Linked DNA regions of Homo sapiens: region 2 is linked to region 1. Evidence: read pairs that join two places in POLR2A ChIA-PET (ENCODE). Cell type or tissue: endothelial cell of umbilical vein. All regions are shown on one strand. Each heading gives the region's core, and the rest is flanking DNA. Links, peaks and the distances in the headings are about the cores only.

The links. ChIA-PET counts read pairs that join two places held together with the same protein. Peaks named below come from ENCODE experiments on the same cell type or tissue, not always from the same donor. Only the 100,000 strongest peaks of a DNase experiment are listed, where the experiment ranks them.
Region 2: POLR2A ChIA-PET joins it to region 1 with 7 read pairs; 3 of 35 experiments call an interaction of 5 or more read pairs at or near these places.

Annotation. Positions count from the first base shown.
Region 1 is chr10:63,244,351-63,252,270 of GRCh38, forward strand. The region is part of intron 3 of JMJD1C (jumonji domain containing 1C); the gene reads right to left. Among named protein-coding and RNA genes, the nearest start is that of NRBF2, 110 kb to the left of the region's middle. In endothelial cell of umbilical vein, for the core only: no CTCF peak of the experiment used is centred there; a DNase peak (open chromatin) is centred at 3,581.
Region 2 is chr10:63,685,747-63,693,666 of GRCh38, forward strand. The region is part of intron 2 of LOC107984238 (a long non-coding RNA gene); the gene reads right to left. It overlaps LOC124902438 (a long non-coding RNA gene), which reads left to right. Exons shown (of 2, transcript XR_007062157.1): 2 at 1-1,343. Among named protein-coding and RNA genes, the nearest start is that of REEP3, 170 kb to the left of the region's middle. In endothelial cell of umbilical vein, for the core only: no CTCF peak of the experiment used is centred there; no DNase peak of the experiment used is centred there.

The sequences.
Region 1 (7,920 bases), core at 1,611-6,610:
ATGTCATTTAGTGCCGAAAAGGAGGCAGCAAACTACTGGGGAAAACAAGAAAGGTAAATTATTTAAAAAGTCTAAGCAAAAATATCTAATTAAAGCCAAAACACGCCAGTCAGAGAAGTCTAGAATAACCAATCCTTCAATGCAAAGACATAGACATACATCCAAAAGAAACAACAGCAAACAGGGAATCATGACATACCCAAATAAAGCAAGAAAACAGTGATTGACCCTAACAAGGTGGCACTGTGTGAACTCTTAAATGAAAAATTCAAAACAGCTGTTTTAAGAAAACAGAGTGATCTCCAAGATAACACAGAAAAGCAATTCATAAATTTATCAAAATCAGCCGGGGTGGTGGTGCGCACCTATCGTCCTCAAGAGACTGAGGCTGCAGTGAGCTACAATCACGCCACTGCATTCCACATCACCCTGGGTGACAGAGCAACACTCCTTCTCTTAAAAAAAAAGGGGGGGGGAGGGGGGAGAACAATTAAAAGAAATTAAGGCTGGGTGCGGTGGCTCACGCCTGTAATCCCAGCACTTTGGGAGGCCAAGGCAGCCGGATCACTTGTGGTCAGGAGTTCGAGACCAGCCTGACCAACATGGTGAAACCCCACTTCTACTAAAAATACAAAAAGTAGCTGGGCATGGTGGCAGGTGCCTGTAATCCTAGCTATTCGGGAGGCTGAGGCATGAGAACCTGAACCCAAGAGGTGGAGCTTGCAGTGAGCAGAGATCGTGCCACTGCACTCCAGCCTGGGCAACAGAGTGAGACTCTGTCTCAAAAAAAAAAAAAAAAAAAAAAAAGAGAGATTAAAAAAAATTATGAGAGAAATTTAACAAAGAGATTGAAATAACAATTTTTTAAAACCAAATAAAAACCTTAGAATTGAGAAACATATTTTCTGAGCCAAATATTTCATTAGAGGCTGTATTATTAGTCTGTTTTCACACGGCTGATAAAGATATACCCCAGACTGGGCAATTTACAAAAGAAAAAGATTTAATAGACTTACAGTTCCACATGGCTAGGGAGGCCTCACAATTATGGCAGAAGGCAAGGAGGAGCAAGTCATGTTTCACATGGATAGCAGCAGGCAAAGAGAGGGAGCTTCTGCAGGGGAACTCTTTTTTTTTTTTTTTTTTTTTGAGATGAAGTCTTGCTCTTGTCCCCCAGGCTGGACTGCAGTGGCGGGATCTCAGCTCACTGCAATCTCTGCCTCCCAGGTTCAAGCAATTCTCCTGCCTCAGCCTCCCAAGTAGCTGGGATTACAGGCACCTGCCACCACGCCTGGCTAATTTTTGTATTTTTAGTAGAGAGGAGGTTTCACCATGTTGGCCAGGCTGGTCTCGAACTCTTGACCTCAGGTGATCCTCCTGCCTTGGCCTCCCAAAGTGCTGGGATTACAGGCGTGAGCCACCAGCCCGGCCGGGAACTCCTCTCTTTAAAGCCATCAGATCTCGTGAGACTTATTCACTATCACAAGAACAGACACACTCCAGTGATTCAATCACCTCCCACTGGGACCCTCCCAGGACATGTGGGAACTGTGGGAGTTACAATTCAAGATGAGATTTGGGTGGGGACACATGCAAACATATCAGAGACTTTCAACAACAGAATGAAGAGAGGAAAGAATCAGTGAGCTCAAAGATAGGCTATTTAAGAATCCTGTCAGAGAAGAAAAAAACAACAATGAAAAGAAATGAAGATAACCTAAAAGACATATACAAAATTACCTAAAAAGACCAAATCTAAGAATTATTGGTATTTAAGAGGAAGTGGAGAAACAGCAGAAAGTGGAAAGCAATAATAACAGAAAACTTTTCAAAACTTGAGAAGGAGATAAAATCCAGGTAAAGGAAGGTCAGACATACCAAACAGATGTGACCCAAATAAGACTACCCCAAGGCATATATAATAATCAGACTCTCAAAAGGTCAAAAACGAAGAGAGGATCCTAAAAGAAGCATGAGAAAAGTAAAAACATAGAGATTCAATTTGGCTCCCAACAGACTTCTCAATGGAAATCATACAGGTAAGAAGGGAGGGCGACAACATTTTCAAAGTGATGAAAATAAAAATAAAAAACAAAACAAAACAAAAACACTGACATGCAAGAATACTGTCTCTAGCAAAGCTATACTTCAAATAAAATGGAGAGAGAATTTTTTTTTCCTAAGAAACAAAACCTGAGAGAATTTATCACCACCAGACTCATCTTACAGGAATGTAAGATATAAGTTCTTCAATCAGAAAGAAAAACAAATAATGTACAAAAAAGAAAATATTTAAAAATATAAAAGCTACTGGTAAAATCAAATACACAGACAATACAATGCCATGAAACAAGCCTCAACAAATTCAAAAAAGCGAAAATCATACGGCAAACTGTCTTTTCTGACCACAACAGAATAAACCTAGAAATCAGTAGCAAGGGAAACCTCTGAAAACACACAAATACATGGAAATTAAACAACATGCTCCTGAACAACGAATAGGTCAATAAAGAAACTTAATTAAATTTTTTTTAATTTCTTGAAAAAAATGAAAACCAAACACAAAATCTACGGGATTTGGCAAAAGCGATACTAAGAGGAAAGTTTACAGCAATAAACATCTATATTTAAAAAGTAGACTTCAAATATACAACGCAACAATGCACTCCAAGGAACTACAAAAGAACAAACTAAATCCAAAATTAGTAGTAAGAGGGACATAATAAAAGTGAGAACGGAAATAAACTGAGACAAAAAAAACAAAAACAAAAACAAAAAAACAAAAAACAGAAGAAAATTTTAAAAAAATGAAAAGCTGGATTTTGAAAAGATAGATAAAATCAATAAATATTTAGCTAGACTGAGGAAAAAAAGGAGAAGACCCAAATAAATTAGAAATGGAAAAAAAAGATATAGCTGAGACCTCAGAAATACAAAGACTCATTAGAGACTACTATCAACAACTATACAAGCTAACAAATTGAAAAACCCAGAAAAATGGATAAATTCATGGACACACAACCTACCAAAATTGAACCAGGAAAGAAAAGAAAACCTCAACAAACCAGTAACAAATAATGGAATCAAAGCCTTAATTAAAAATCTCCCAGCCAGGCATGGTGGCTCAAACCTGTAATCCCAACACTTTGAAAGGACAAAGAAGGTGGATCACTTGAGCCCAGGAGTTCAAGACCAGCCTGGCCAACATGGTGAAACCCTGCCTCTACAAAACATACAAAATGTATGGTTGTGCATGCCTGTAGTCCCAGCTACTTGGAGGTTGAGGCAGGAGAATTGCTTGGGCCAGAGAGGCGAAGACTGCAGTGAGCCAAGACTGAGCCACCGCACACCAGCCTGGGTGACAGAGCCAAAAAAAAAAAAAAAAAAAGAAACAAAAACCTTGCATCTTTTCCCATTTCTTTTCCAAAGAAAAGTCCAGGATCTAATGACTTTACTACTGAATTCTATATGAATCATACTCAAATGCATAAAACAAAACAAAACAAAACAAAACAAACAAAGAAGAGGAGGGAATACTTCCAAACTCATTCCTTGAGGCCAGTATTACCCAGACACAACAAAAAAAGGAAACTATAGGCCTGGTACAGTGGCTCATGACTGTAATCCTAGCACTGTGGGAAGCCGAGGTAGTGGATCACTTAAGGTCAGGAGTCTGAGACCAGCCTGGCCAACATGGTGAAACCCTGTCTCTACTAAAAATACAGAAATTAGCTGGGTGTGGTGGCGGGCGCCTGTATCCCAGCCACTCAGGACGCTGAAGCAGTATATTTTACCACAATTAAACATTTTTATTAAAAAATTTAGCAGAAGGCCAGGCACGGTGTTTCACACCTGTAATCCCAGCACTTTGGGAGGCCGAGGCAGGTGGATCACAAGGTCAGGAGATCGAGACCAGCCTGACCAACATGGTGGTCAAGTTGCTAACACAGGGAAGTTTTTCAAACCCCAAAGAAAAAGCAACCAACATGGTGAAACCCTGTCTCTACTAAAAATACAAAAATTAGCTGGGCGTGGTGGCAGGTGCCTGTAAACCCAGCTACCCCGGAAGCCGAGGCAGGAGAATCACTTGAATCCGGGAGGCAGAGGTTGCAGTGAGCTCAGATTGTGCCACTGTACTCCAGCCTGGGCAACAGAATGAGACCTCATCTCAATAGATAGATAAATAAATAAATAAATAAATAAATAAATAAATAAATGACAGGGAATAATGATGGACACTGTTGAATATGTGGGAAAAGGGGAACCTGTACGCTGTTGGTGGAAATGTAAATTAGTAGCGTTATTGTGAAAAACAACATGGAAACTTCTCAGAAAACTAAAAATATAACTATGATCCAGCAGTTCCACTACTGGATATACATCCAAAAGAAATAAAATCAATATATCAAAGAGATAGCTGCATTTCTATGTTTACTGCAGCACTATACACAATAGCCAAAATATGGACTCCACCTAAGTGCTCATCAATGGACGAATGATATAGGAAATGTGGTATACGTACATAATGAATATTGTCCTGGCCATAAAAAGAATGAAAACTTGTTATGTGCCACAACATGGATGGAAGTGGAGGTTATTACGTTAAATGAAATAAGCGAAGGACAGGAAGACAAATGATCACATGTTGTCACTGATATGTGGGAGGTTAACAAGTGGATGCTTGGCCAGGAGTGGTGGCTCACGCCTGTAATCCCAGCACTTTGGGAGGCCAAGGCGGGTGGATCACCTGAGGTCAGGAGTTCAAGACCAGACTGACCAGCATGATAAAACCCTGTCTCTACTAAAAATACAAAAATTAGCTGGACATGGTGGTAAGCGCCTGTAATCCCAGCTACTCAGAAGGCTGAGGCAGGAGAATCGTTTGAACCTGGGAGGCAGAGGTTGCAGTCAGGTGAGGTTGCACCATTGCACTTCAGCCTGGGTGACACAGTGAGACTCCGTCTCAAGAAAAAACAAAACAACAACAACAAAAAGCAGATGCTTAAAGATAGACAGTAGATTGGTGGTTACCAGAGACCTGTTAGGGTTGGGGGAGGGAGGATGAAAAGAGTTTGATTAATGGATATAAATATACAATTCAACAGAATAAATAAGACCTATGGTTTATAGATCAGTAGGGTGACTATACAGCACAACAATCTATTGTGTATTTCCAAATAGGTGGAAGAGAATAATTTGTTTATGGCATAAAGAAAAGATAAATATTGGGCCGGGCACAGTGGATCATGCCTGTAATCCCAGCACTTTGGGAGGCCAAGGCAGGCAGATCACAAGGTCAGGAGTTCCAGACCAGCCTGTCCAATAAGGTGAAACCCCGTCTCTACTAAAAAATACAAAAATTAGCCAGGCGTGGTGGCGTGCGCCTGTAGTCCCAACTACTCGGGAGGCTGAGGCAGGAGAATCGCTTTAATCCGGGAGGCAGAGTTCGCACTGGGCCAAGATTGCACCACTGCATTCTAGCCTGGGCTACAGAGTGAGACTCCATCTTAAAAAAAAAAAAAGAAAAAAGAAAAAGACAAGACAAATATTTAAGGTGTTGGACATCCCAATTACAATGATTTGATCTTTAGAAATTATATAAATGTATTAAATTATCACATGTACCCCCCAATACATGTACATCTATTATGTATTGATAATTTTTCTTTTTTTTTAAGAGACAGGGTTTCCCTCTGTTACCTAGGCTGGTGTGCAATCGCATAATCATAGCTCACTACAGCCCCTTCAACTCCTGGGGCACAAGTGATCCTCCTGCCTCAGTTTTCCAGGTAGCTGAGACTACAGCCACACACCAAAATTAGCCATGCCTGGCTGATTTTATTTTTTTGTAGAAACAGGGTCTTGCTATGTTGCCCAGGCTAGTCTTGAACTCTTGGCCTCAAGTGATCCTCCTGCTTTGGCTCTTAAAGTGGTAGGATTATAGGCTTAAGCCACTGCACCAAGCCAAAAGAATTTTTAAATATAAATACAGATAAGTACGTATATTTATAGACAAGACAAGATGAGGAAAAGATACCTTGGAAGTGATCAAGACTAATAAAAACAAATCAGCAGTTCAACGCTCATTTATAGTGCTGGTAGTGGGTATCACTAATTAACTGCACACTCTTACTTAGCCAGGGTAGAGCCTCACAATGCTTCCCAACACTAACATGCCAAGCAGATGCTACCAACTGATGTAAAATTTCCTGACTGATATATATGCAATAAATATTAAGAAAAATTCTTAACACTAGGTTTTGTTAAACACTGGAAGGAACTGTTAATATGTGATGGAACTTAATGACCTTGAAAAACGATATGGATGTGCGATGAGAGAAACAGTTAGAAACTCATCCTTTGGAGGTGGGTTAGGTATGGTATTTTTGCTTTTATTTTTGTTTTTAAGGGAGAGTATCTCACTCCGTTACCCTGGCTTGAGTGCAGTGGCACAATCATAGCTCACTGCAGCCTCGATCTCCTGGGCTCAAGCAATCCTCCCACCTCAGCCTCCCAAGTAGCTGGGACTACAGGTGCATGGCACCACATGTGGCTAAATTTTTATTTTTATTTTTAGAGACAGGGTCTCGTTATGTTGCCCAGGCTAATATCAAACTCCTAGCCTCAAGTGATCCTCCTGTCTCAGCCTCCCAAAGCACTAGGATTACAAGCATAAGCCACCATAACCAGCCTAGGCATGAGCCACCACAACTAGCCTAGGTATTGCGTTTTTCAAGTCCACATACTGGATGTTTTGGGCCTTTTGGCTTGAAGACTTTACATATACAAAGAGATCTCATATATCGTGTTGTTGATTCATCCTTGTTATACAGAATTCAACATTTACAAAAATGGCTATTCCATAAATGGCAAATGGGAAAAGGGCTGTCAATTGGGAATTAGTTCCATATATTGTACTGGACTCTCAGGCAAAGAACATCTGAAAAAGCACTGGGTATTTTTGTTGTTATTGTGATTTTTTACTAAAATAAATGCATTGCATTTATTTTAAAAATACCTTATTACTTTACACAACTGACAGATACATTGGAATATATTAGTATTCCTATTTAAGTGCAAATGTGAAAGATTCCTCATTTATAATTAACAACTTTTATTAAATAACTAGGTCTAGACAGCTAAGAATACTTGAGTGAAGCAATCTGAAGAAGATATTAGAAGAATTTGATCTGGAATTAGACTGGACTGAAAGGAGATTGTGGACAGCCAGGAGAAAACACCATAGTATCTAAAGACTCAGGAGGAAGCAGAACTATTATAACCATTCAGAAAGGAAAGACAGATACTATACTTTCTCATATTTAGGATGCTGAAAGCACCTGGTATGCCACATAAATACTTTGCTGTCTGTTGCCCACTTCTTCGTCAACTTGGCAAGATTATTTTAAAGGCTTCCACTTGGGTGGCTGAGGTGGGCGGATCACAAGGTCAGGAGTTCAAGACCAGCCTGGCCAACATGGTAAAACCCCGCCTCTACTAAAAATACAAAAATTAGCTGGGCATGGTGGAGTGTGCCTGTAATCCCAACTACTCGGGAGGCTGAAGCAGAAGAATTGTTTGAACCCAGGAGGTGGAGGCTGCAGTTGAGACAAGATCGTGCCACTGCACTCCAGCCTGGGGTGACAGAGCAAGACTCCGTCTCAAAGAAAATAAATAAAGGCTCTCACTTTCCCAATTGTCTTAATCTATACCTATCCCAATGGCTCTAAATAAAGGCTGAAAGGGGATGGGAAATGGCTCAGGGATATCCATTAATGAATGAGAGAACTTGCCAAAGGCATTTTATTTGCTAAGTCAGAGGTACAGATTCCTACTATGCTACAAATGCATGACAAAACTAAGAATCAAATATGAATAACAGCCATGACTGTTAATTTTAAGTGTCAACTTGACTAGGAA
Region 2 (7,920 bases), core at 940-5,939, 440 kb after region 1:
ATATTCTCTCTGGTATTTACTTAGAGGGGTACTGCTGGATTATAACATTTGTTCCTAACAATGAATATTTCCAAATTTTCCTAAGTACCTTTTACCAATTTTTACTCCCACCAGCAATGTATAAAAGCTTCTGGTGCTCTGCATTCTCACGAATACCTGGTCTTGCCAGACTTTAATTGAAGTTTGCTAGTTAAATGTGTGTAAAATGTTTCCTCATTGTTATTTTCATTTATATGTGACCAATGAGATTGAACTTTTTTTAATGTCTATTAGCCATTATATGTCGTATTATATGACTTGCCTATTCATATTTTTGGTACACTTTTCTATTTTGTTATTCAATGTTTTTCTCTAGATTTGAGAAAGTTATATATTATATATTCAAAATTTATATATTTTGAATTATAATCCTTTATTGGTTATAGTGTTGCAGATATCTTGTCCCAGAGTATTGCCGTCTCCTTGATTTTTATTATAGTGTCTTATTTTGGGTAAACTTTTAAAAAATTAAAATATAATAGACATAAATGGGGGTAGAAATCTTAAGGGTATAGTTCTATAAATGTTTACAAATGAATCTACCTATGTAAAAATATTATGTGCCTTTTGATGATTTGTTTTGTTTTGTTTTGTTTTGTTTTGAGATTGAGTCTTGCTATTTTGCCCAGGCTGGACTTCAACTCCTGGGCTCAAGTGATCCTCTTGCTTCAGTCCCAAGTAGTTGGGATTACAGGTGTGCACCACCATGCTCAGCTCTTTTGATGCATTTTTAACAATGTAGTTGAATGAAAGAAACTTTCCATTTATGGTTTGTGAGTTTGTGTTTTGTTTAAGAAATTCTCCTTTATCCTAATGTCATAGACATGTTCTCTTACTTCTAAACACTTTAAATAGTTTTGGTTTTATTTCACTTCATGGATATGGAATGGGTATATGTGTGTGTGTGCATGTGCACATGTGCATACAATTTGAAGTAGTGATCCAGTTTTTTAATACGGATTTTATTCAAGTGCTATTTATTGGCCATCATTACCCTCTGATCTACAAATCACCACTTTCATGCATCAAGATTCCATATGTGTGTGGGTCTAATTTCTGGCCACTCTATTGTGTTCCATGGATCTCCTTGTCTGGCTTTGTGCTGTGAGGGAGAAAAAGATATTCCAGGAATATCGGCCCAATAAGCTGATTTTTTTTTGTTCTTGAGAACTGAACTAGATTATCATTTTTTTTTTCCTTTTAAAGTCTTCTCAGATCTTGTCAAAGATTCCAGGAATATCTTTTTCTCACCTATCAAAAAGTTCATTGTTGTGACACCTATAATAAAAAACAGATTAACAAGAGAAAAGCGTACACATTTATTTAATATAAGTTTTACAGAATTGTCTTTGGAAATGAAGCCCCCCGCCCCCACTGCCCACTGCCCAACCAAAGAAACCAGAGAAACCTGTGTATTTTTATGCTTAGGTTTGATGAAGAGTGGTCAGTCTTGCAGAAGTCTGATTGGACAAAAGGGGTATGATCTAATGGTAATAAACTGGGAGGAACTTAGCAAAGCCTGTCCAGATCCTTCTTGGCGACTTTGTGTCTTCAAGGGTAAAGACAGTTCTTTTCTCTGGGTATAGGGGAGGATACTTCTGGAATGAAGGTTTTATGAGCTACTTCAAGAGAGAAGGGTGAGGGAAAGGTGAGAATGACCTTCCTGCTTCTGCTGTTTCCTCAAAGGTCAAGGTGCCACATTTTAAGGTAGAATGTTCTGAACCCATCACTGCTAATACCCATGGCCTTAGTCGCTGTAACTTCATCATAAAATTTGATACTGGGTAGAGCAAAATTTGTTCCCTGTTTTGTGCCATAAATTCTCAATTGTGCACAGAAGCATGAAATCATTCAAATGGTTCTATGAACTCAGGTCAATGAAGGAGAAAACGTACCCGATTTGTAGTCACAGCGTCTAGCCCAGTTCTGGCCTATCTGGTTATGTGACTTTGAGCAGGTCATTCTTCTGTCTGGGCCTCAGCTTTGTTGTCTTAAAACATGTAAATCTGAATGGTTCCGTAGGGTCCCTTCCAACTCAGAAAATCCTGACTCTATCATACCAATTTCGTCTTATTTCTAACAATCTACCCCTATTGCCCAATAAGCCAATTTTTTTTTGTTCTTGAGAACTGAACTAGATTATCATTTTTGTTTCCTTTCAAAGTCTTCTCAGATCTTGTCAAATATCTTAAGTTCAGAAGAGAAACAACTGTCATTGATTTTTCATAAATGTCTCATCTATTTTGTTCGTACTTTCTAAAACAATTTGATTAACACAGAGATTTTAGTTGATCTCATTGGGACTGTAAAAATACCTCTTCCTCTTTCAGAATGGATTATTTCAAGAAGTGATTTAAATGAAAATCAGCATGTAGTTTTATCAGTCAGTTTCAACTAGACTTAGTAGAAGAAACGTTCCCATCCTTATAAAGCAAATGAGTTCTCTAGTGAAATGCTATAACTAGCATGCTTTAGGTTAAGAACTTTTTTTGGCCAGGCACGGTGGCTCACACCTGTAATCCCAGCACTTTGGGAGGCTGAGGCAGGCGGATCACAACATGAGGAGTTTGAGACCAGCCTGGCCAACTTGATGAAACCCCATCTCCACTAAAAAAATACAAAATTTAGCCTGGCGTGGTGGCGTGCGCTTGTAATCCCAGCTACTTGGGAGGCTGAGGCAGGAGAATTGCTTGAACCCGGGAGGCGGAGGTTGCAGTGAGCCAAGATTGCACCACTGCTCTCCAGCCTGGGCAAAAGAGCAAGACTCCATCTCAAAAAAAAAAAAAAAAAAAAGAATCATTCTCATTCATTTACATTTACAAAATGAATACTTAATTGGAGGGTCGGTATAATTATTTACACTACTGAAGGCTTAATTTTTTTTTAAAATGAGGATTCACTATGGAGTTCATTTAAAATATTATTTATTATATTGTTGAAAGTATGGCAAGACAGGTATGATGAAGTTAGGATTTTCTGAGTTGGAAAGGTCTTATGGGGCCAGTCAAATCTACATGTTTTAAGATGAGAAAGCTAAGGCCCAGAAAGGAGAGTGACTTATCCAAGGATTTAATTTAGAAGACTTTTCTGCCCAGAAATCTTTTCTGTGTGAAAAGTTGAAATTTATCTATGTGTTTTTGTTCATAATGTTAAATTACAATGTTATATACATTGAAGGGCAAAACTAGGTTTTGTAAAGTCTGAAGTAATTCAAGGGGTCCCTTTTGAAAAAAAAGGACCCCAAATTACAAATATAAAATTAAGTATAAAATAAAAAATATATGTATATATTTAGAATAGAAAAAATAGGCTGGGCGCAGTGGCTCACACCTGTAATCCCAGCACTTCGAGAGGCTAAGGTGGGGGATCACCTGAGGTCAGGAGTTCAAGACCAGCCTGGCCAACAGGGTGAAACCCTGTCTCTACAAAAATTAGCAAAAATTAGCCAGGCACGATGGTGGGTGTCCATAATCCCAGCTACTCGGGAGGCTGAGGCAGGAGAATCGCTTGAACCAGGGAGGTGGAGGTTGCAGTGAGCCAAGATTGCACCATTGCACTTTAGCCTGGGCGACAGAGTGAGACTCCGTCTCAAAAAAAAAAAAAAAAAAAAAAAAGAATAGAAAAAATTTCACAACATATTATGAAGATTTAGAATTCTGGTCCCTTTCTTCTGAGTTCTTTTTAGGCAATTTATCAGAAACACATATAGTAATGTTTCCAAGCACAGTCTGTCTTCCTCTCCCCACCTAGAATACTCTATAACTCCCAACAACTTCCAGAACTCATGGCTTCATTAGCTTTAAGGTAAATCTGCCTCTGCACACATCATACACATTATTTCACTAATTTTAAGAGTGATCAACAAAGTGAGAATCTGTGTAATGCAGAAAATAAAGAAATCTGTATTTCATTTTTATATCATAACTAAAAACTAAACTCACATTTGTTATAATGTATAATGGAACATATAGACGTTAGCTAAAAATAAGTATGAAGAAAAATGATACCTTTTATTCATTGTCAGTTATATACCAAATTTCAGATTTTAGATGAGGAAACAAAGTCTCATAAAAGTTAAGCAGCCTGTCCAAGGGGACCCAGGTATTTGCATTCTATTACCCCTACCTCCCACCAATGGTTCCAAAAATGACTCTTTTCAGTGCCTAGTGCAGAAGGTTCACAATGACAAATGAGGCCCCAGGGGTGAGCTCAGAAGCACAGAGCAGCTCCCCCAAAACACCAGCCTCATATCCCTTAGGAGATTTCCTAACAAAAATAGCAGACCCCACAGGTGGTTGAAGGTAGAGTTTGGGTAATTCCCCAGCATTTTAGTTATAAATACATTGTATAATGGCAGCCTGCTATGTACCTGTGTGCACTGATGCCACTGTATTTCCTCTTGGCTTGCGATTTTATCCTTTTTTATCAGCTAGTAGAATATAGTAACATATTCGGAACTTTGATTTCTAAGATCTAGCACACTGGATTATCTGAAGCCACATCAATGCCCATTTTCAATACCTGTGTGATGAAATTTATTTAATTTAAAAAGATTGCGTCTTATAAGCCTGGTGAGTATGTTGAGTGATCCAGAGTATGCTCAGAGTGGAGAAAACTAGTCCTGGTCCTGTCCCTATTAGTTATGTCCTGAAATTTGATGATTTTTCTCCTTTGGCTGCAAGCTACAAAATTCTTAACTCCTTGCAATGTAGGATCTTTGGCTATGAAATGAAAGTGTTACACCTAGGACTCTGAAACAGTCCGTGACTTTTATTTTATTTTATTTTATTTTTACAGAGGACTAATATATGGGAATGTTTATCCCAGTATTATTCATAGCGGTGGTAGGGGTGCTGGTGGTGGAAGTAGCCTAGTGAACCATACCAGGAGAATGGCTAGGTAATTTGTGTTGGATGGTTACCATGGGGTGTCATTCAACTATTAGAAGCACCAAACTGGATGCACATATTGCAAAGTAGACAGATCTTAAAAACATATGATATAGTGAAAGAAATAGGAACAATTGGTTCTATGGTACAATGTCATTAACATAAATTTAGAACATGCATTTTAACACAAAGTAACAGTATGCACTTCACAAGGATAACTGGTTATTTAAATACATATATCAAAGACATCAAGTGCTACAGTTGGGGCTGGAGATAAAGGAAGAAAGGGGATGGTGATGAAAAGAAGGACCTTGCATGAACCAATAAATATAGGGTGCCATAAAATAAAAGATATGATTAATTCCATCCTGTGCACTTGAGGTTAAAATTTCTTTCTTTCTTTCTTTTTCCTTCCTTCCTTCCTTCCTTCCTTCCTTCCTTCCTTCCTTCCTTCCTTCCTTTCTTTCTTTCGACTGAGTCTCACTCTGTCACCAGGCTGGAGTGCAGTGGGGCAATCTCGGCTCACTGAAACCTCCACCTCCCAGGTTCAAGCAATTCTCCTGCCTCAGCCTCCTGAGTAGCTGGGACTACAGGCATGTGCCACCATGCCCAGCTAATTTTTGTATTTTTAGTAGAAACAGGGTTTCACCATGTTGGCCAGGATGGTCTCGATCTCTTGACCTCATGATCCGCCTGCCTGGGCCTCCCAAAGTGCTGGAATTACAGGTGTGAGCCACTGCACCTGGCCCGAGGTTAAAATTTCAAAGTTGCTTGATCACTCAAGAATGACCATGGGCCAGGCGTGGTGGTGTATGCCTGTAATCAAAGCACTTTGGGAGGTTGAGGCAGGCGAATCACTTGAATCCAGGAGTTCAAGACCAGTCTGGGCAATGTGTCCAAACTGTCTCTACAAAAAATACAAAAATTAGCCAGGTGTGGTGGCACGAGTGCCTGTAGTCCCAGCTACTTGGGAGGCTGAGGTAGGAGGATCTCTTGAGCCTGGGAGATCGAGGCTGCAGTGAGCTGTGATTGTGACACTGTACTTCAGCCTGGGTGACAGAGCGAGAACCTGTCTCAAAAAAAAAAATGGCTATGATTTTGTATTGAGTCAAAATGAAAAATGTAGACTGAGAATAGTATGAAATATAAACCAAGAAATATATCAAGTATAAAACAATTTTTAAAAATTGATACAATAAGAGGAGGCAGATTTCATATCACTTCAACATTACTGATAAAATGGCTGGGCACAGTGGCTCACGCCTGTAATCCCAGCACTTTGGGAGGCTGAGGTGGGCAGATTGCTTGAGGCCAGGAGTTCAAGACCAACCTGGTAAACATGGTGAAACCCCGTCTCTACTAAAAATACAAAAATTAGCCAGGCTGTGGTGGCATATGCCTGTAATCCCAGCTACTTGGGAGGCTGAGGCATGAGAATCGCTTGAACCCAGGAGGTGGAGGTTGCAGCGAGTGGAGATTGCACCACTGCACTCCAGCCTGGGCGACAGAGCGAGACTCCATCTCAAAAAAAAATAAGAATAAAAATAAAATAAAAATTACTGATAAAATAAAGAGACATAAATTTAAGGAAGCAATTAGAACATATGTGTTAGAACCAGTTCCTCAATTCATATGTGTGAACATGGGTCACATTTGAGTCTTGAAGAGCTTACAGGAAATCCACATGTGATAATAATGAAAGGTTAAATGTTCTCAGCATTGAACACTCACTAGCTTCATCATTTCTGTAGTCTTTCCTTCCTCCAGCCAGATTATTTTTGGCTTTACTTTCTCTGGCCAGGACTGGGCTTCCTCTTCCTTTGGCTGTTGTCTTGGCTGCACATTATTGATATTTCTTTTAAAGAAGTAAATAATTCCTTCTTTGGCCACACACAATATAAACTCAATCTCTCTCTCCCTCTCTCTCTTTCTCTCTCTCTCTCCCTCTCTTTCTATCTCTCTCTCCCTCTCTCTTACACACACACACACACGCACACACACACACACACAGAGAGCTACTCCTAAAACTTCAAATAAAGCCAACCCTACAATTAGTGGTTTAGGAATGAAATTTCATACAGGGGTAAAAAGGGTGGTGTAAATCTGATGATATGAACAAAATGTTCCAGAGAATTTCAAGTAGTTATTTACTCCATAAATAAAGAGATGGCAAGAGCCGAACTTTTTTCATATTCTTTATCAATTCTCTACTTCCATAGCCCAAATCTAAGCATTTAAATTATATTACTATATAGGGTGGATTTAATATTTTATCTGATAATCATAAATCTCATTACAAGGAAGGGATTGAGTTTTAAGCAACTTTTTCTGTGACTACAACTTAATTATTTTTCTTCTTTGGTTGTGAGATTTTTGCCTTGATGTTTAGAGACTGAAAAGATACCTGAAAATGTGGAAGCAACTTTGGAACTGGGTAACAGGCAGAGGTTGCAACAGTTTGGAGGGCTCAGAAGAAGATAGGAAAGTGTGGGAAAGTTTGGAACTTCTTAGAGACTTGTTGAATGGCTTGCCCAAAATGCTGATAGTGATAAGGACAATAAAGTCCAGGCTGAAGTGACTCAGATGGAGATGAGGAACTTGTCGGGAACTGGAGCAAAGGTGCCTCTTGTTATGTTTTAGCAGAGAGACTGGTGGCATTTTGCCCCTGCCCTAGAGATCTACAGAACTTTGAACTTGAGAGAGATGATTTAGGGTATCTAGTGGAAGAAATTTCTAAGCAGCAAAGCATTCAAGATATGACTTGGGTGCTGTTAAAGGCATTCAGTTTTATAAGGGAAGCAGAACATAAAAGTTCAGAAAATTTGCAGCCAGACAATTCAATAGAAAAGAAAATCCCATTTTCTGAGGCAATATTTAAGCCAGCTGCAGAAATTTGCATAAGTAATGAGGAGGTGAATGTTAATCCCCAAGACAATGGGGAAAATGTATCCAGGCTATGTCAGAGGTCTTCATGACAGCCCCTCCCATCACA